Linked DNA regions of Homo sapiens: region 2 is linked to region 1. A link is a loop called in an ENCODE intact Hi-C map of the cell type or tissue named here. Cell type or tissue: Calu3. All regions are shown on one strand. Links, peaks and the distances in the headings refer to the core of each region. The heading gives the core; the rest is flanking DNA.

What was found. Hi-C counts contacts between places; a loop is a spot of excess contacts. Peaks named below come from ENCODE experiments on the same cell type or tissue, not always from the same donor. Only the 100,000 strongest peaks of a DNase experiment are listed, where the experiment ranks them.
Region 2: a loop joins it to region 1, with 3 times the contacts of the local background. A loop is called at or near these places in 2 of 110 quality-filtered maps.

Annotation. Positions count from the first base shown.
Region 1 is chr3:58,642,529-58,653,032 of GRCh38, forward strand. It overlaps FAM3D (FAM3 metabolism regulating signaling molecule D), which reads right to left. Exons shown (of 10, transcript NM_138805.3): 4 at 6,787-6,810; 5 at 2,981-3,098; 6 at 1,134-1,192. Among named protein-coding and RNA genes, the nearest start is that of FAM3D, 19 kb to the right of the region's middle. RefSeq lists an enhancer at 6,566-7,065. In Calu3, for the core only: no CTCF peak of the experiment used is centred there; DNase peaks (open chromatin) are centred at 5,383 and 5,523.
Region 2 is chr3:58,699,557-58,710,060 of GRCh38, forward strand. LOC105377109 (a long non-coding RNA gene) reads left to right here. Exons shown (of 3, transcript XR_940879.3): 3 at 6,366-6,528. Among named protein-coding and RNA genes, the nearest start is that of FAM3D, 38 kb to the left of the region's middle. In Calu3, for the core only: no CTCF peak of the experiment used is centred there; a DNase peak (open chromatin) is centred at 5,315.

The sequences.
Region 1 (10,504 bases), core at 745-8,744:
AAACTCTGTTTTCTAAGAACAGAGGCAGAGAGGAGGTCTGGCTGGGGCTAGACCACCTGGTCCTTACCTGACCCTGTAAGTCCACTCCCTCCTGAAACGTGTCCCTACTTCAGGCTTGGCGGCCCTCTGGCCTCCTGTTTAAGTGTGTGTCCTGCAGGAGATGCAGGGTTATCAAGGCCATGGATTCCCTTGTGGTCTCCCTGCCTCCAGCCCCCCTACTCCAAGCTGGAGGGAGGTTTCTGGAGTGCATGCCTGGCCCCTCACACACTGCTCAAAGCCTTTCCGTGGCTCCCTACTGCTCTCGGCTTCCAGTCACACTTCTTAGCAGGCTTGCTAGCTCCTCATCCTCTGGCCTTGCTGCTGTCCCCAGCCTTGCCTCTCTATGTTGCCCTGCAAACCTCTCTCCCTCCCTTTCCCTTCTCCTCCCTGCACTGTGTTGCCCCTGCCTGGAAAGAGCCTTCCCCAATTTTCTCCTGGCCAGCGCCCACAATCCTTCAGGCCTTAGCTGGCCATCAGCTCCCTCTGGAAGCCTCCCCTGAACCACCCGGGGTCTGTCCCCTGTTCTGCATCCCAGCTCTGCATCCCAGCTCCCATAGCTGTGCTTCCTGCCCCTCCAGAGAGGCTCACCACATTGAGATTGTTTGTGAGCCTCACGGATACCTACGGAGGCTGTGAAGCCAGGGCCTTTCTAGTTCTTGGCTGACCCCCAGTGTCCTGTACAGAGCCTGGCCCACAGTAGCTGCTGCCTGTATTTGTTGAATGAATGAATGAAGGTGTATACTCAGCATGTGATCTTGCACTGTCATTGGTTGTCCCCACATCCTCATTTGTGTTGGCTTAAGCAGAGAGGCTTTGAGGATCGGGTCATGTTTCACTCATGTTCCATAGGAGAAGTGTGTCCTCCTGAGATAGGAGCATGTGGCAGGGGCCTGGCTAGCTCTGCGGTTCTACAGCTCTGCGGGTCTTTGAGACCTTCTGTTCCCCCAGGCCAGCCACGCTTCCCCTCCTGAGCTCTACGGGCATTCCTGCCATGAGGTAGGAGCTGAGCCAATGTTGGTTGAATGAATATGCCGCTACCCCCTACCCTCCCTGGTTCTGGGTGGGAACTGTCTGGGGATGGATATGCAACTCACCATTCACCAGGGCGATGTTTAGGCCTCTGCCCACATTGTTTTTCACAGGACTCATGATCCTGAAGACAATGAAGAAGAAATATGACAGTCGGTCCCGAGTGTGGAATGAACACTCTGCTCTCCCAGCTGGGGAACTCCGTGAGGACCCACATAAGCAATGCAGAAGCATTGGGAAACACATGCAATAACTGGGGCCATCTGTTTTCTCCTGAAAACTAGTGGTGGGCTGGATTCTCTGAAGAGTTTCTCAAGGCATGTTGGACCAGAACAACCTGCTCAGAGAAGAGGCAAGGTCCCTGCCTGGGCCTCTGAGGTGTTGGAGGTGGGGCCAGCCCACCCCCAGGCCGTGAGGCCTGGCTGCTGGAAGGAGGCAGGACCCAGAAGGTTGCTGCCATCCTGGGGTGTCTGAGTCCCCATGTGGCCCAGCTGTGTTCCTGCTGGCCCGGCATCCACACCCTTGTCTCTGGATGTGCGGTGGGAGAATTGTCTTTCTCCACGAACAGGCCAGGTGGTTCCTGGGATTGACCTCTCTCTCCCAGGTGTGGACAAGCAGAGCATCCTACGTCCCCAGCTACAGCGACTGGCTGATATGGTTTGGCTGTGTCCCCACCCAAAGCTCATCTTGAATTCCCACGTGTTGTGGGAGGGACCCAGTGGGAGGTAATTGAATCATGGGGGCAGGTCTTTCCTGTGCTGTTCTCATGATAGTGAGTAAATCTCACAAGATCTAATGGTTTTATAAGGAGGCTGCACAAGCTCTTTCTCTGCCTGCTGCCAACCATGTAAGATGTGACTTGCTCCTCCTTTGCCTTCCACCATGATTATGAGGCTTCTCCTGCCACATGGAACTGTGAGTCCATTAAAATCTTTTTCCTGGATAAATTACCTAGTCTCGGGTATGTCTTTATCAGCAGCGTGAAAACGGACTAATACGCTGGGCTAGGCTTGGTCATGTGACCCAGGCCAATCAATGAAATACAGGCTTGGGACTTTTGCAGGGATAATTTAGACAGGAAGGCTCTTTTCCCATTAGGGTGCTAGGCTGGGCTAATATGTCAAACCAGCTGGTGGTCTCCCTCTTTAACCACATGGAGAAATCCCTTGCAAGTAGAAAAAAAAAAGCAAAGCTATTAGACAGAGGAGGGTAGAGCTGAAGATGGGGTGATAGACAGCCCTGATGACATTGTTTGAATCCCTGGATCCAGGTGGTCCTGAAGCCTGCCTACCACCCCTGGTCTTTTAGGTATTTGAACCCATCACTTCCTTGTTTTGCTTAAACAAACTGTGGTTAGGTTCAGAATCCTGGTTTAAACACCCGTCCCTGAGTTCTTTCATAGGTTGCACTTGCTGTCCCAGGGCCTTTACTGTCTAGGTTGGATGATAGGTACACAGCCTTTCTCCTGTACTGGGGTGGAAGCCCTGGTGCCTGCTATATCTGGGCTTTGATGCCTGGGTCAGGATCTTGAAACTTCTCTGCAGGCATTTCCTTTCATGGGAAGCCCAGCAACTTGGCTGTTAGACTTGAGGTCAAATCCTGGTCCTGCCACTGGGCAGGTGACCCTGTCTGCACCCCACTATCCTCATCTTTACATTCTCCTGGGGATAATATCCCCACCTCCCAGGATGTCGGGGGAATGAATGAGAGATGCTGTGAAGCACCAGGCAAGGTGCTGGTGGATGTGGGAGCTGTTTCAATTATTGTTATTTGTGCCTCACACACCCAGAGTGAAAGGGAAGCTGTGGGCTGGTCTCACAGGCCAGCCCCTGCAGCCTCTGAGTTTTTTAATGAATGAATGAAATAAAATAAAATAAAATAAAATAAACATAGTTGTGTCTTAGGTACTTACATGCGGTCTTCAAAGCACATAGTAGGGCCCACGACGTTGGCGGCCCCACTGCAGATTTTAAACGCAAAGTAGTTGGCTGGGCAGGGCTTGATGAGGCCACACTTGTACTTTTTAACCTCTGGGGAGGAAAGAGACCAGCCTTGGTGGGCAGAAGCTCAGGAGGTACTTGGGGGAGAAGGAGGGGAGGGCCAGGGCTAGGGCCAGGGCGCAGCTTGGGATGAAGCTCAGAGCCTCTTTCTGGGGGAGCCTTCGCTGATTGCAAAGTCTGGGAGATGTGCCCTTCTGGGCTCCACAGTGCCTCCAACAGCCCCCACCAGAGCACACAGGACCAGCCCAGAATGAATTTTTGGGCTTCCCTTCACAGCTCCAGCCACAGCAGGGCACCCTTGGTAAATGTAACCAGAGTAAACCTGAGTCACTATGACGAAGGGACTCTCCTGAGAACCTCTCGTTTGGGCCATGGCAGCCTTCTGAGTCCCCAGAGGCCCCTGTTGAGAACTCCCAGGGACCCTGGCGGGGTGAGTGGGAGCACTTCTGTCTAGCCAGGTTCCCTTGGGCAAATTCTCAACCTCCTTGCACCTCATCTTATCTGCAAAATGGGGTATCTGTGGTGCCTCCCCCACTGGGTTCTTGTGAGGAATACATGAGTGTGGTTTAATGCTCAGTACACATTGGCTATTCTTCTCATCATTCATTCATTTATCACTCATTTACTGAGCATCTACTAAGTGCCTGATGCTGGAATACAACAGAGAACAGGCAGACGGTTCCGGTTCTCCCACTGGGAGCTCAGCACGGTGTTGGGAGCCCACTGGGTACTCACTAAGTGGCACCTCTGGTGATGCTGGCTGTTCCTAAGACCTGCATCTTCTCCATGCAGCCTTCACAGGGTAAATTGGGGAGGTCCATGCCTGGGGGGAGATGCTGGTGGGACCTAAAGATGTGGCTGAGCGGCTGAGCCCTCAACGTGCTCTGTGAGTTCTGGGATGACACCCGCCCTTGCAGCCTGGCATGTTCTAATTCATCCTAATGTGTGCTTTTTAGCACCCGCTGACAGTTTGGAAGGCAGCATTAAGGAGGACTGGGTAAACATGGATTTGGAGAATGCTCATCTGCAAAGGGAAAACGGGGGTTGGGCAGCCTTTCCCTCCCCAGCCCCTGTGCCAGGCATCTGGCCAAGGTCTGCCAGTGTGTGCTTTGGAGCAAAGCTGCAGGCTCCTTAAGGAAGCTTGCACATGCCAAGACCTTGCTGCATGCAAGGCACTGGGGCCAGGACTTTGTGTTTATTATCTTATTGACTCATCCTGAAAACTCCTGTGTCTGGCACATAGTAGGCAGTGGGTAGTCTTCACTGCATAACATGTACAATATTTGGGCCAGGCTACACCTGAGGCTGGTAGGGACCATGAGGTTTCCAGGGCCCTCCCTGGTCTATAGGGAGCTTTTAGGTGAATCAGGAAAATGCACCCCTCTGGAGGGGCACAACCCACTGGTGCCAGGCTTGGTGAGCACCTTTGAGTAGGTAAAGGTGCCCCTTCTAGGAGCAAATGCAGCCCACACCAGGGAACCCTGCTGGCTTGGTTTCCCTCCACTGAGCAGGCAACCCTGGGAATCTGAGAGGAAATGCCTGTCCAGGGCTCCCCCTCTCCTGGTTTCAGCACACACATGTGATGGGTGGAACTGAACTCAAACCATGACATTGTCACCCAGAGAGTGGGCAGTGGGCAGAGGCATCCGTGAAGGGCTGTTCAGGAGAGAGTGGGTATCCAAGCCTGTGGCTTAGGGGAGAGAGGGCCGGGCTGGGGGTGGACCAACTCCCCTTCTCCTCCTTCTGGGCAGGATCCCTATGAAGGGGCCCAGCCCCCACCTATGGGATTGGCTGAGGAGTGATGCTGGGGAGGGAAGCCAGGGCATGGCTCCTGGTCTCCTACAGCCTTGGGGCCCCACCTCCAGCCACATGCACCCCTCACCCGGGGATCTCACCTATGCAGGGAGATCATTCCCAGCCCTGGGGACCACTTCTGGTGTTTGCCCAGAGCCTAATCAATTGCAGCTAAGTCTGATAAACCTGATGTCAACAGGCTGGCTTAAGCAGGCTTTTCCAGCATTGATTTTCTGACCATCCAGCCTTCACAGTCACGCTGCTGGATGAAGGGAGATGAGGCCAAGGGGGCCTCAGCCTCTGGGAGGCAGGAGATTTGCTCTCTGGGTTCTGGCATAGAAGGCTGCTCCCATCAGCTGCCTCAATCCCTGAGGCCCAACCCCCCCGGGAACCCTTGTGCTGTTGCTCAGAGCATGGAACTGGTGTGCTACCAAGAGCACTGGGGCAGGGATTCATTCAGGAAATAGGCTGCTCTTTCATTAATCTGCTCTGTGGCTTGCCAGAAATTGCTCCCTTTATCTTTGCCAGCTGTGAAATCAGGAAGTTGGTTTAGATCAGGGTTGTCAAACAGGTTTCCTCTTAAATGTCAATGTGGACCTCCTGTTAAAGGCTTAATGATAAATCTCTCAAGGCTGCCTATGGGCTTGGAGGGAAAGAATGCTGGGATTGATTGGTGATGTCTGCCATGGGAACAGGCAGGGTGGAAAACAGCATGTGTGCTTGAATTTGCTATCCCCCCAGCAGGTGATGTCTAAGTGTTTGATAGCAACAAGATGCTGTGACACTCTGTGTCCACTTCAGAATATGACTGAGGAGACTTCAGGGAGCTAGGGTTAAGGGTGTGGAGGTGAATGATTTGTGTTGCTTCATATTGTCTTTGCCTTCTGTAATCTCACAGTGTACTGGGGCACCCATGTCCTTCTTAGCCAGGCAAAATCCTATTTTGGGAGCCACAGCCCTCTTCAGAGTCACCACCATGTTGAGAAGGAAATGGAGAGGGCCTGGAGGTGCTGCCTCTTGCAAAGAGGGGTTGAGGGGGTGGGCTCTGGACTAGATGGTGGAGGGGGTTTGACTTCTGCCTCACCACTTACAGCTGTGTGACCCTGGCCAAAAGATTTCACTTCTCGGTGCCTTAGTTTCCTTACCTATAAAAGGGGCTACTTATAGCACCAACATAGGGTTGTATGTAGGATTGCATGAGATGCCTGTGAAGTTCTGAATCCAGTGCCTGGCACATAATAGACACTCAATCATCGTTACTAGTACCATCATCACAGCTCTCCCTCCCCTTCCTTGTCCTGACTCTCTAGCCAAGGACTCCACTGGAGCATTCTTGCCTTTAGGCCTTTGCAGAGGGGATACCTCCTCCCTGAGGCCTTGCAGGGGGTGCCCCTCCTGGAACCCAGAGCACTTTCTCCACTTCTCTTAGGCAGGTCTGGCATTTCCACCCCAACAGACAATCAGCACCCACTTCTGTTTGTCTCTGGGGCCCCTGTAGTGCCTGATGTGGTCTCTGGCACTTTGCAGCAGGAACCCTGAGCCAAGCCTGGGGTCACTGCAATGGGGTTAAGGAGCACAGCCCTGGTCCTCGGGCTCCCAGCTGTGTGGGGTTGTCAGAGACAGGGGGCAGGGGCAGGGTTCGGTCCAGACTGCAGCAGGGGTACTGGAGAAGGGGCAGAGTTGAACTGTGTCTCTACAGTCTGAATGACTGAGAGGGGGGCCACCCCTGCCACAGGGCTTAGAGGCTTCAGAAGGCACCATTGGGCCATGGGAGGAGAGGACTGGGAAGAATCAGGAAGCCCAGGTTTCTCTGGCACCTGCAGGGCTCAGAGCAGGGGCCCTGGGCCTTGTTGCCCTAGGGCAAATGGGAGCAGGGGGTGAGTGGATGAGGTCGGGGGAGGTGTGGGGCTGCACAGATACTCACGGATCTCCTTGGTGGGCGAGGCTGCTGGAGAGAAGACAGAATCTGGTTAGAGGAAAAGCACTTCGGACCCTCCTGCAGGATGGAGGTTGGGGGCTGGGGGCTGGGGAGTGGGAATAAGGGGATTTAAATTGGCGCCATTGAAATGAACTAAAAATGCCTTGCCACTGTCACCCCTTCACACACATACATACACACACAGCACACATATACACAGATACACATGTGTACACACACGCACACACATATACACATGCACACACACACACATGCAGATATATGTGACACTCATGTATGCATAGAGACACACAGGTATGGTCACATATACAGACACACATGTGTGCACACACAGACGTGTACACACACGCAGACATACACATGTGTGTGCATATACACACATACACTTGTACAAGACACACACACGACTCTCCCTTGGTTCAAAAGAAGCTGGGCTGTTTGAGACCATTAGAGTTTGTGCCCTAGTTCCTAGTATATGACTGCATGAGACATTTAACCTCCCTGGGCCTCAGTTTCCTTGACAGCACATGTAGATGGCATGTGTGATGACAGCCACCCTCACAGGGCCATGGAGGGGACCCAGTGAGATCACTGTGTGAGGGCCAAGCCCGGTGCCTGGCCCCTGGGCCCCAGTGAAGGGTAGAGTTGTGCTGCTGTGGGTGTTTGGCCCATATTGGGGTGTCTCTTTCCTGACTGCCCACAGTGCATATTGTCTGCACTGGCTCTAGGGCCCTTGGCCACTTCCTGAAATCTTATACCATATCCTAGTTGTTTCTGTGGTTCTACATCGTATCTCCCACCACGCCAGCAGTGACGCCTGGAGGACAGGGCCTCCAGAGGAAGCAGAAATCCTAGGGGAAGAAACTCTCCTTTTTTGGGGGAACCCCCCCCAACACTTACACGCTTTCCATTTGGTTCTCAGGGGCTGTCCATCTGGAAATGTCCCTACCCCTTGCCTCCAAGGCCCCAGGAGTGGCATGAGACCCAAGCTGGGTCAATCATACTATTACATTTCTCTGGAGACAGAGCCCTTCCCTACTTCCCTATGTTGATACATAGTTGGTGGGGGCAGGGGGAGAGGGAGAGACAGAGAGAGAGAGAGAAAGTGCTTTTTCAGCCAAGGGAGAAGATAAGCATCGGGAGAGGAGCCATCGTGCCTGCCTTAGAGAGAAAGCTGCCCATGGAATGAGGCCCTAATCTGTTGAGGTCAAGTAGCAACAAGCAAAGCCCAGGGATGTAGAAAGAAGAGAGACCAGCTCTGGGGACTTCATGGGAGACTCCTGGATTCAGCCACACCTGAAGCCACAAGATGCCCATAGTGGACGATCAAGACCTCATGTTTTGTTGAAACCAGTTAAAGTTGAGTTGGTCACTCTCATCTTTTTATTTTTTATTTTTATTTTTTTGAGACAGAGTCTCGCTCCGTCGCCCAGGCTGGAGTGCAGTGGCGCGATCTCGGCTCACTGCAAGCTCCGCCTCCCGGGTTCACGCCATTCTCCTGCCTCAACCTCCCAAGTAGCTGGGACTACAGGCGCCCGCCACCACGCCCGGCTAATTTTTTGTACTTTTAGTAGAGATGGGGTTTCACCGTGTTAGCCAGGATGGTCTCCATCTCCTGACCTCGTGATCTGCCCGCCTCGGCATCCCAAAGTGCTGGGATTACAGGCGTGAGCCACCGTGCCCGGCTGGTCACTCTTATCCGAAAGAACTCTGATTAACTTTCTAGGCACAGGGGTTCTTAATCTGGTTTCTGTGCCATGATTCCCTTTGGTGGTTTGGAAAAGCCCATGAACTCCTCTCAGAATAAAATTATTCTCACTTCCCTTGAGACACTTATCACTTTATACTCCAACAGACTGTGTTATTAAATGCATAAAGTAAAATAGATTGGAAACCAATTATATATCAATATAATAGTAAAAACAAAAACCAAATTTGTGCTATAGTAATATATGTGCTTCTATATCAGTGCATTAAATAATAAAATGAGGGTATGTGCACTCAGGTTAGGAACCTCTGAAGTAAATGAAAATTACTCCCTTCAGTGCTGAAACATCAATGGTTTTTACTGGCCATCTTTCCCACTGGTTACATTTCCTGCCATTGTAAACATTTCCTGAGACTCTGCATCATGTTAATGCACTTTCATTTTTCCACATGCTGTAATGAAGTCTGTTTCTTTCTCTGACTCAGACCATGAGCAGGGCCACATGTTCCTCATTGAGGGTCCCTGGGGCCAAACACAGAGTTCAAAACCCAGCAGTCACTTAATGATGGTTGGTTGGAGATGTTGGCTTGTCAAACCCCAGGTAGTTGAGTACTGAGAGAGAAATAATTACTGGGTCTCTTTTCAATTACTGCCCCTCTCCCACCTCGGACTGGGGCACTCTTCTCTAGAGGACACCCCTGAGCCTCCTACACTGACTTGGGCCCCTCACCTTTGAGGCCATTAGTGCAGCCACATCACTGTCTAGTTTGTAAAAGCAGCGATCCTGGGTGGGGGTGGGGGGCGCGGGGGTGGGGACACTTGGCCACTAAGCATCTATATAAACTTCTAAATCATCTCAGCATGGGCTGTGGAACATGCTTGACAAGAAGCAAACAAGGTAAGGGATCGCAGACACTCCACTGTGGGGTCATGTTCAAGAAGGAGTGACTGGTTTACTTGCTGCCTTAGGAAGCTGGGAGAGGCTCAGGTCACTGATGTTTGTGATGATGTCAATGTACATGGTTCTTGGTCTTCAAGCGGGATGAATCCAGAGATATAAATCCCTTCCCTTCACTTCTTCCTTTGATCAGAAAGGATATGAATCTGGGAGACCTGGGTTCCCGTTCTTGTTCTAATATCTCCAAGAGGAACTTGGGTGAGTTTTTAAATCTCCTCAAGCTTCTGTTTTCTCAGAACACATGTGAAACCACATCAAGGATTGTGCTTGAGTCCATTCCACAACCACACCATAGATCACTCTGTGGAACATTTGTGCAGGTTAAATGAGACTATGCATGTAAAGCAGCTAGCATCCAGCATCCTTCCACCTGTCCATCCATTCATTCATTCATTCATTCATCTATCCACCCACCCACCCACCATCTACCCATCTAGCCATCCACCCATCCATCTACTCACTCATCCCTTCTCCACCCACTCATCCATCCATCCACCCTTCCCTCCATCTACCCATCTACCCATCCACCCATCCATCTACTCACTCATCCCTTCTCCACCCACTCATCCATCCATCCACCCTTCCCTCCATCTACCCATCTACCCATCCACCCATCCATCTACCCACTCATCTGTTCTCCACCAACCCATCCATCTACTTATCCCTCCATCTATCCATCCAGCCATTCACACATTCACCCACTCACTCATCCATTCTCCACCCACTCATTCATTCGCCCATCTCTCCATTTGCCCATTCATCTGTCCATCTACTCATCCCTCCATCTACCCATCCAACCATCCATTTATCTATCCACCCACCCACTCAGCCATTCTTCACTCATCCATCCATCTGTCCATCCATCTGTCCATCCATCCATCCATCCATCCATCCATCCATCTCTCCATCTACCCATCCATCCATCTACTCATCCTTCCAACTACCCATCCATCCACCCACCCATTTATCCATCCATCCATCCGTTTTTTTTTTTTCACTCATCAAATGTTTACTAGGCATCTGCTCTGTGCCAGGCA
Region 2 (10,504 bases), core at 1,540-9,539, 58 kb after region 1:
TTGCAACGTACTTAGTGTAATAACTTACAGGAGACAACTGGAAAGAAAGAGGTCAATCTTCATGGTGCAAAAGGTTTGATTTTCATTTTTTAAATTCTCCACTTTGAGCAGTGACTTTGGAGAGAGTTCTTCTTCCTCCTCTGCTCTATCTTTAGGGTTGGAGGCCCCGTTCCTCATCTGACAGTGGGCCTGGATGGATGGAGAATAATTGACAATCCACACTGGGAGGTAAGCAGGAGATGATGGGCGTTTGGGGACACAGGTGGAGGGTCGTGAAGAAGCAGGTCCAGGAGGAACATTCTCTGATGACTACAGGGTTGGCCAGCCATGCAGTGAACTCTAAGTTTCTAAGACATTCGCTCATGAGGAGTGAAACCTGGGGTTGGAGGAGATGATCTGAGTAGACTGAAGAAGTCACCCCAAATATTATCATTATGTGGGCTTTTTATGGTTATAACATTTCTAGTGCATTAGTTACCTGTTTTTGCATAACAAATTACCTCCAAACTTAGTGGTTTAAAACAGCAATACATTTTGTTATCTCACAGTTTCTCTTGGTCAGGAATTTGGGAGGGATTTAACTGAGTGGTTCTGGGTTCTGGTCTCTCATGAAGCTGCAGTCTTCTGGAGATTTGTTTGGGGCTGGAGGATCTGATTCCAAGATGTTGCACCCACGTGGATTGCACATTCATGTTGGCTGTTAGCAAAAAATCCCTCAGTTCCTCACCATGTGGACCTCAGATAAATCTGCTTGAGTGTTCTCACAACATGGCAGCTGGCTTCTTCCAGAGCAAGTGATCCAAGACAGAAAGAGCAAAGTGGAAGCTGCCATGTCTTTTGTGATGTAGTCTTAGAAGTCACACTTCATCATTTCTGCAATATCCTAACGGTTATACATAGATTAGCCCTATTCATCCCTATTGAATGTGGGGTGGGGGCTATATATATAATGGCATAAATTTCAGAATGAAAGAATCATTGGGAGCCATCTTGAAAGTCTACTACTACAAGTAACCTATAAGAGAAAGAAATTATTGAATGAACATCTTTAAGTGGGGTGATATGCATTCTTAAATGGTTAAAAGCATGACAATTTTTTAAAGACTATACTACCATTTTTTTTCCAAAAGCAGGAGCAAAATGCTAGGGTCTCAATTTGCCCTTTCTTTCAACAAATATTTGTTGAGCACCTATGTTGTGCCACCAGTTTGCTTAGGATCTTTGCACTGGGAGCCCTGCTAGAGAAACATATTGCAGGTGCACAGTCAGAAACCAGATAGACAAGACCAGGAAGAAGTACTGCCTTGATTCATAACCAGACCTGAATATTTGTCATTCATCCTAGTAATAAGTAGGAGCCTCAAGTAATTGCACTGGCCTGAACAGCACTTCCAGCCTTTGTTTGTTGGTTGGATAATGACTTCATTTCATGTGCTCTAGTAAACCGATTGACTGTCCTCTCCCACCTCTCTCTCTGATCATAATTCTTTCTGTGCCCATTTCATTCAGAGACGTGTGCCCTCCAAACCACACTCCCCACATTTATCAAAGCTAAATAGCTTCCTGATGCCTTCCCCCATATTTCTAAAAGCAAGCTCCTCTTACCTTACACAGAGAGACTAAGTTGAACAGGAAACTTAATTAATACACAATTTATCTTTTCCTTCAGGTTATTTATTTCTCAGTCAAAACTCTTGGTTGCCTGCAAGAAACGGATGCTGGCCCTGTTAAGCATAAGGGAATTTATTGGAAGGACACGAGAGTTCTCAGCATTGATAGGTAGCTTGAAAACCAAGCTTAGGAAAGAGATGAGAACCAAGGGCTTTTTCTGGTGCCAGGCACCAGTGTGCCACTGCGGCCACTGTGATAAGGCACCTTCAATTGATCCTCTTGTCCTTGCTTCACACCTACAATATTCAAAGTTTTGGGAAATAACATCCAATTGGCTTGGCCAAGGCTCTGGGTTTCATAGGTGGGAAGTAGCAAGACCTGACTCATTTTGTTGTCAACAACAACAAGAAAAGGAGGGAAGGAAGGAAGGAAGGAAGAGAAAGAGAAAGAGAAAGAAAAAGGGCAAATGTTTTTACACATTTACTAAATGGCTCTTGTTGATTTGTTTCCAAGCCATTCAAACTGAACCTTTCCGTTACCCAAGGAAGAGTCAATTACTTCATACTCCTCAGGATCCACCCAAAGCTTGTATTTTCCATAAACAAGCTCCCCAAATTGGCAAACACTCACAAGAAGTGCTTTAATTGGATATTCTGTTAATTTACCAATAATCATCTTTGAATGCCATTTATTACAGAAAATTAGATGAATTTAGCACGAACAGAAAAATATTGATTGCCACCCTCTGAATTTTTAATATGAGTGTTTGATTTATAAATTAATCCTTCATTTTGTTAATTAGAGCAAAGAGGCAGTCTCCAAACCCGGGCTATGGTGCTGAGCATTATTGTAACTTTCATCAGCAATTTTAGTTAAGAATGATTTATTAAAATGAATTTCTTGTCTGGTTCAGGTTTTGTGTCTTGCTGTAGCAAGCAGCCTCATGCTTGCCAGGTTTGTGGTTATGTTTTTATAACTCTTTCTTCAGTCCTTCATTCTCAACCTACCTGCCCATTTTGGTTGGCTTTATTCCAAGCATTTTTCCAGAGGGTTAACCTGGTTGACCTCTACTTTGCCCCAGGATCCTGTAACATCTTTCAGAAGAGTGTTGGGTTTTAAATGACTCAAAGGGCCTCCGATTGTCCAAATGTCTATCCCCAAAACCTAGACCCCGCTTGGTAAGTAGCAGAAGTGCAGGTAATTACTGGATTGACATGCACTCACCTGCACACCTTTTAAACTTCACAGGAACTAGACCCAGTCCACAGCCCAAGCACGTTAATTGGATTGGGCTGCACTACGCCTCTTGCCAGTGATCATTTTAGGCATTACCATGTGTCACCATTCTGGGCAGTAAGAAATCAGGAGAAGCTGCTAAGGTAGGGGGCAAGAGGAGACACTTCTGTAAAAAATTTAACTTGCTGAGAAAAAGAAACTGAAGGAAGAAATAGTCCATTTATCTACCCCATACACACATTGTTTTTTTTTATAAAAATGGTTGTCAATGATTGAAAGAGTGAGAAAGTGAACAGACCCTGTCTTAGTTTGTTTGGGTTTCTATAGCAAAGTACCATAACTGGGGAGCTTATGAGCAACAGAAAATTATTTCTCACAGTTCTGGAGGCTGGAAAAGTCCAAGATCAAGAGGCCAGCAGATTCAGTGTCTGGTGAGAGACCATATTCTGGTTCATAGATGGCACCTTCTTGCTGTGTCCTCACACGGCGGAAGAGATAAGAGGTCTTTCTTGGGCCTCTTTTGTAAGGGCTCTAATCCCATTCTTGAGGGCTCTGCCCTAATGACCTAATTATTTCCCAAAGCCCCCCCATCCCATTCCCCCAGCCTTGGGGTTTAGAATTTCAACCTATGAATTTTGGAAAAACACAAACATTCAGACCATAGCAAATGCTTTCAGTTTTTCAAGGATCTTCCACCATAAGTATCCTGCTTCATTTTTAAAATCACCCTGAGAAATGGAGAAAATATAGTCTGGTTGATTCACACTCAGGTCCTGGAGTTAAACAGAATCCTGTCTTTGCCATTAGCTAGCTGCGGTGATGTGAAACAAGTTAATTTACCTCTCTGATCCTCTGTTTCTTTATCAATAAAATAAGAACAATAAGATTCCCTATTTCATGGAGCTTACTTTGTGGTTGCCCTGTGAAGAGGGCAGGATCAACGACCCCCAACCCCGAATTGGTTCAAATATTGAAATTGATGATGTCACAAGTGCACCAAAAGTGGAGGAAAATATTTTTTACTCAGTTCATGAGTCTTTTTGGGAGGGTTTGGGAGGCACCCAAGTTGGTCTGAAAATGGCTCAAAGTGGCAGTGCCTTTGGTTTTTATTGTGGTTAGAAGATGGGGCTGGGATTTGAGTTCCTACAATCACACACAGCTTGACTTTTGCACAGCTTGACTTTTCCCACTGGTGCCAAGGGAGGGAGTATTTGGGCTTTCTTATCAGCTTGCCCAGACTTGGGGCAAAGGGAACGGGAATGGTGGAAGCTTGAAAACTGTCAGCAGTCAAACATAAAAAATGACATCTATGATAGAGTTGTTATGAGAAAATATCTGCCTAAAGCACTGAGCTCAGTGCAGTGTTACAGTAAGTGGTTAATAAACAAATTATTAATGTCATGATTGATTTAATCATTTTCAGAAGCTTTTGCATCTATGACCTCATTTCCTCTGCATATTAACCCAAGAAATTGAGAGATCTGATCAGAAGTAGATCTGGTAAAATTAAAGCACTCAATGAGTGGTTGCTTCTGGCATCACTATCACCATTCCCATCATCACCATCATCATCAACTTTGTCATTATCACCATCACAATCATCACCACCACCACCACCATCATCACCAGCTTCATCATCAGCATCATCATAAGAATCAGATCATCACCACGATTACTTTTGCCACAATCATCATGAGCATCACCAACACCATGATTGCTATCACTACCACCAGTGTCCCATTGTTGTTACCATCATGATCATCATTATCACCATTGCCTTCATCACAATCTCCACCACCAGCATCATCACTAATATAAGATTTCTTTTAGATTATCCACCTTTTTGTGTAAAAAGTAAAGTAGAGGTTTCTCTTTTCTTCCCTGTCTAATTAGGTATAAATAGTAACTTCTCTTAGAAGCAAAATTTATTCAAAGACCTGTGCTAACATTCTTAGATATCTGCTAGCCATAATAAAGAAATCAATGTGCTTTGTGTTCTTAGCTCCCACAATTTAGCCTAAATATTTGCCCTGGCATGCTTATGCTGGTCCAAACAAGCATTAGGTCATAGCCTGTTCCTCTTCCTTATTTGGAGGGTTTTCACCTTTCCCAGCATTCCATAAGTTACTTCCTCCTTCCTTTGTTCTCCTCTGCCTTTGCCTCTTTAGAAAGTTCTAAGCTGCTAGCCAATCAGGACAAATACAGAATGTGAGGTTCCATTCCAGCCAATGGAAACCGGACACAGCAGTAGGGTGGACGTGTCAGGTTATAAATATCCATTTATATTTATATATATATGCTGGCCCACCAGCATCCATTCCTGCAGCAATTAGCTAAGACTGGAGGGTGGGCCATGTTCCCTTCAGGCCACCTTGCCCATTCATCATGGACTGAAAGAAAACTTCCTTTGAAAAGGGGTTGGGGGAGTTTCCCTGGAGGTGTTCAGGCAAGAAGGAAATGACCGTTAGAGGAAAAGATGGGCCTCTCTACTGTTGTTAATGGCTAAATAAATACACTGAAGTTGGCTCACAGCTGCAGTAACCACACCACCTGAGGAACCTGTTGGCCACAATGGAGGCTCTGTCATATGTGTAATGCCTAGACACCCACATAGATAAGTCCCAAAAACGTGTTGCAATGAAAAAGAACACAGCCAACACCATCAAAAGTGCTTTCACAAATAACTCAGCTCCTTTATTTGTATGATTTTGAGTACTTTGATGATGACACTCTTCACTGATATTCTTGAAATCCTGTTTTATAAACCTGTGCCATTCACTCTCTCATGACCCAGTTCTCTACATCTACCTCTCTCCACACACACAAAACCAAAGCCTCCTTCAGCCTCCTCCCTGACTGCCTCCTGTTATCTTGCCTCCCTTTTCTTCTTCATTCTCTCATCATGAAAGCCAGAGAACCCATCTGGCTGGGCCAGGCACTTCTCAGAGGGTGGAGTCAGGAAATGGGTTGCGATGGTTAATTTTATGTGTTAAGTTGGATGGGTCACAGTGCCCAGATAATTGTTCAAACATTATTCTGGATGTTTCTGTGATGGTGTCTTTTTGGATTAGATTTACATTTAAATCGGTGGATCTTAAGTAAAGCAGATTACGCTCCCTAATGTGGATGGGCCTCTGGGCCTCATTTAGTCATTTGAAGGCTGTATGGAACAAAGACTGATTTCCCCTGCCCAAAAAGGATTCTGCCAGCAGACTGCCTTGGGTCTCACTGCAACTCTTCCCTGGACCTCCAGTCTGTGGTCTATCCTGGAGATTTTAGGCTTACCAGGCCTCCATAATAATGTAAGCCAGTTTCTGAAATTAAATCTCTCCCTCTATACACACATCCTGCTGCTTCTGCTTTTCTGGAGAGCCCTGACTAATTCATGGCCCAAGCCTGAATTCTCTTTTCTGGGCAGGGGACGAGGAAAGTCTGGTAATACATCTACAGTTAATTTTAATGACATCACAGGTAGAAAGATTCTGGAAACTGACTTTTTTTTTTTTTCCCCTCTGCAGGTGCAGATCATATTTTCTGCTTAGAGCAGATTCCTTCCTGGGCAGACATTGAGCACACAGCCAGCTGCAGTGGGCACCAGAGACATTGCGTCCTTTCTACTCTTCATGTCCTGATCCCAGTGATAATCTTTGAGGCCCCAGTCGGTGGTTCTTTTTTTTTTTTTTTTTTTGAGATGGAGTTTTGCTCTTTTGCCCAGGCTGGAGTGCAGTGGTGCGATCTCAGCTCACTGCAACCTCCACCCACCAGGTTTAAGTGATTCTCCTGCCTCAGCCTCCCGAGTACCTGGGATTATAGGCATCTGCCAGCATGTGCAGCTAATTTTTGTATTTTTGGTAGAGACAGGGTTTTGCCATGTTGGCCAGGCTGGTCTCAAACTCCTGGCCTCAGGTGATCCACCTGCCTCGGCCTCCCAAAGTGCTAGGATTACAGGCATGAGCCACCATGCCTGGCCCAGTAAGTGGTTTTTAATGAGGGTGATTTTGCCCCCTTTGGGTACATTTGGAATGTCTGGAGACATTTTTGATGATCATGCCTGGGAGGTGGATAGTGTTACCGGCATCTAGTGAGCAGAGGCCAGGGATGCTGCTATATATCCTAGTATAGGTACAAGCCCACTGCCACTCCCTAATGAAGAATTATCTAGCTCAAAATGTCAAAGGCACTTGAACCAGAGTGACTCCATCTTGAATAGGGACTCAGTAAAATGAGGCTGAGACCTGCTGGGCTGTATCCTCAGGAGGTTATGCATTTGTAGTCACAGGATGATAGGAGGTCACAAGATACAGGTCACAAAGATTCCACTGATAAAACAGGATGCAATAAAGAAGTCTGCCAAAATTTGCTAAAACCAAGATGGCAGCAAAAGTGATCTCTAGTCATTCTCACTGCTCATTATATGCTAATTATAATGCATTAACATGCTAAAAGACACTCCTACCAGCACCATGACAGTTTACAAATGCCACAGCAACATCCAGAAGTTACCCTATATGGCCTAAAAGGAAGAGGAACCCTTCATTCTGGGAAATCCCTGCCCCTTTCCTGGAAAACTCATGAATAATCCACTACTTATTTAGCATATAATCAAGAAATAACCATAAAATTAGCCAACCAGAAGCCCTCAGGGCTTTTCTGTCGATGGAGTAGTCATTCTTTTATTCTTTTGCTTTCTTAATAAACTTTCTTTCACTCTAGTCTGTGGACTTGCCCCAAATTCTTTCTTGTGTGAGATCCAAAACCCCTTTCTTGGGGTCTGGATCAGGTCCCCTTTCTGGTAACAAAAATGTCAATAGTGCTAAGGTTGAGAAACCCTAATTAAGGTAATTAAATAATAGATAAAAAAGACATTCCTTTCAATCCTACCTTCCAAAAAATGCACACACACTCTCTCTTTCCTTCTCTTTCTCTTTCTAAGATCACTTTGTAAGCTGAGAGAATTATGACAGAGACTGGAGCGACAGCATTTTATTTCACTGTATCTCTGTCCTTTAACACCTCAGTGCTCCCAGCCCCAGGCCTCTTGTGTCCCAGCATAAAATCTGTGAGATTTAAACATATACTATGAGATGCCTTATAAAACATACAGAATATGATCTGACAAGGTCCTTTGACAATGCCCTCTTTCGCACAAAATCTTCAGGCAGTAATTCAATTTCGAGGCTTTTCTCCTATTGAAATACGGTGTGTGACACTACCCAGGCCCTGGACTGCAGCACAATCTTCAGCACTGGGCATTTTTTTTCCTGGGTAATGGATTTTATTTCACCAAAAATAAGCATTAAAAGGCTTCCAAGGGGACACCATTGTGCTTACTGATTTTTTTTTTTCTTTGGAAAATGTGAGATGTTGCTGCATAATGACAATAATCATTAACTTTAGGTTTATTCTGGGGTTAATGAATTATTATAGTGCAGTGAAAAATTATTCTCCAATAAATGTTGAATTCCATTTTTTCTGAAACTTCTCTCTCTTTTTTTTATATGTTTGGTATTTTTGTCTTTTCCATTAAAGATGTGCAGATTTCAGATGAATAGAATTTGTCTGTGTTTTCTTTACCTGCTTCTGACTCTTAAAAAAATCCCATGTTAATTATTAAGCTGCATTGGGGAAAATAAATGATATTCAGTAGCTCTCCTATTCCTTAATAAGAGATTCTTGGTGAACTTAGTGGAAACGTATTTTTTAAAGCTAATAAGCTTTAAAAATTGGCCATTTCCACAAAATTTTCAAGTTCAACCTGATGGATTATAAGGCTTCTATCACCAATGTCAATCCTTCTTATATGGATTATTTATGACAATGGCAGGAAATAGATCTGTTGAGCTGATGGAACTGTTTCAGAAGGGCATTCAACACTAGCCAGATCCCTCTATTACACTGAAGCAGTCTCTGGGTGTGGGTCAAAGTTGTCAAAATGAGTTTGAGGACATGCACAGCTTTACTCATGGCTTCCCCCTCACCCACTTCCTGCCCCTGCTCTCCTGTCTGAGTTGTTATCATTGAATGCTTCTGCTGAAGAGTCAGGGGCCCGAAAATCAACTCCCAGGATAATACAACCAACACTCGTTCAACTATTGTTTACTTAGCACCTACTATGGGTCACATCCAGTGTGTAGAAATAGGGACACAGGAGTACAATATGAACCCTGGCCCCAAGGAGGTCACCACCTGTGTTCTCAGAATCTGTACAGCTCTAACCTTTAGCCCTAGGGTGCTGAGACAACACAAAGGACTGCATTGCCAGATCAGACTTGCAAGAATCAGATTTCATCTAGTATCAAACTGTACTGGCAATTTTAAGCGTATTAGTAATTGTGAGGCACAGGCCAAAGCACAGAGAGGGCCCAGTGAAGATCCCCAGATTCTCTCTTGCCACATTAGAATGCCCTCTCCTCCATTAACAAGTGAAATCTAAGCAATGGCAGTGGGAGAAACACACAAAAGAGGGCTCTTTTTGAGAAGTGAAGCTGGCTGGGCTTCTGGGTCAGGTGCGGACTTGGAGAACTTTTCTAACTAGCTAAAGGATTGTAAATGCATGAATCAGCACTCTGTGTCTAGCTAAAGGTTTGTAAACGCACCAATCAGAGCTCTGTGTCTAGCTAATTGGGTGGGGACTTGGAGAACTTTTCTGTCTAGCTAAAGGATTGTAAATGCACCAATCAGTGCTCTGTGTCTAGCTAAAGGTTTGTAAATGCACCAATCAGAACTCTGTAAAAATGGACCAGTCAGCCTCTGTAAAACGGACCAATCAGCACTCTGTAAAATGGACCAATCAGCAGGATGTGGGTGGGGCCAAATAAGGGAATAAAAGCAGGCCACCCCAGCCAGCAGAAGCAACCTGCTTGGGTCCCCTTCCATGCTGTGAAGCTTTGTTCTTTTGCTTTTTGCAATAAATCTTGTTGCTGCTCACTCGTTGGGTCTGCACTACCTTTATGAGCTGTAACACTCACAGTGAAGGTCTGCAGCTTCATTCCTGAAGCCAGTGAGACCATAAACCCACTGGGTGGAATGAACAACTCCTGACATGCCACCTTTAAGAGCTGTAACACTCACTGCGAAGGTCTGCAGCTTCACTCCTGAAATCAGCAAGACCACGCACCCACCAGAAGGAAGAAACTCTGGACACATCTGAACATCTGAAGGAACAAACTCCTGGTACACCATCTTTAAGAACTGTAACACTCACCCTGAGGGTCCGCAGCTTCATTCTTGAAGTCAGCAAGACCAAGAACCCACTGGAAGGAACCAATTCCGGACACATTTTGATCATGAGGCATCTCCATTTGATATTTCAAAAATTACAAAGGTTATATGACATTTTCCAGGAAGACATGCCCCAAAAATCCATGGATCCCACATTTGTTTGCCATGAGTAACTCAGACACTCAGGTATACCTTGCCAAAATCATTCCATGGGTAAGAACTCTCCCCTAGTAAATACCGTCAGTGTGTTTTCCAGAAGGTCTGTCATTATTAGCATGTTTAGAAGAAAATCTGATCAAGTACTTCCCTTTCTTTCCCAAAGCATTCCTTGTAGAGGGAAAGAATGGATTGCAGGCCTACTGCTGGCTCTGTCCTCCCCAGGTGCCATGATTGACTAGCAATGTCTGCCATAGCTGGTTGTGGAGGGGGTTGGAGG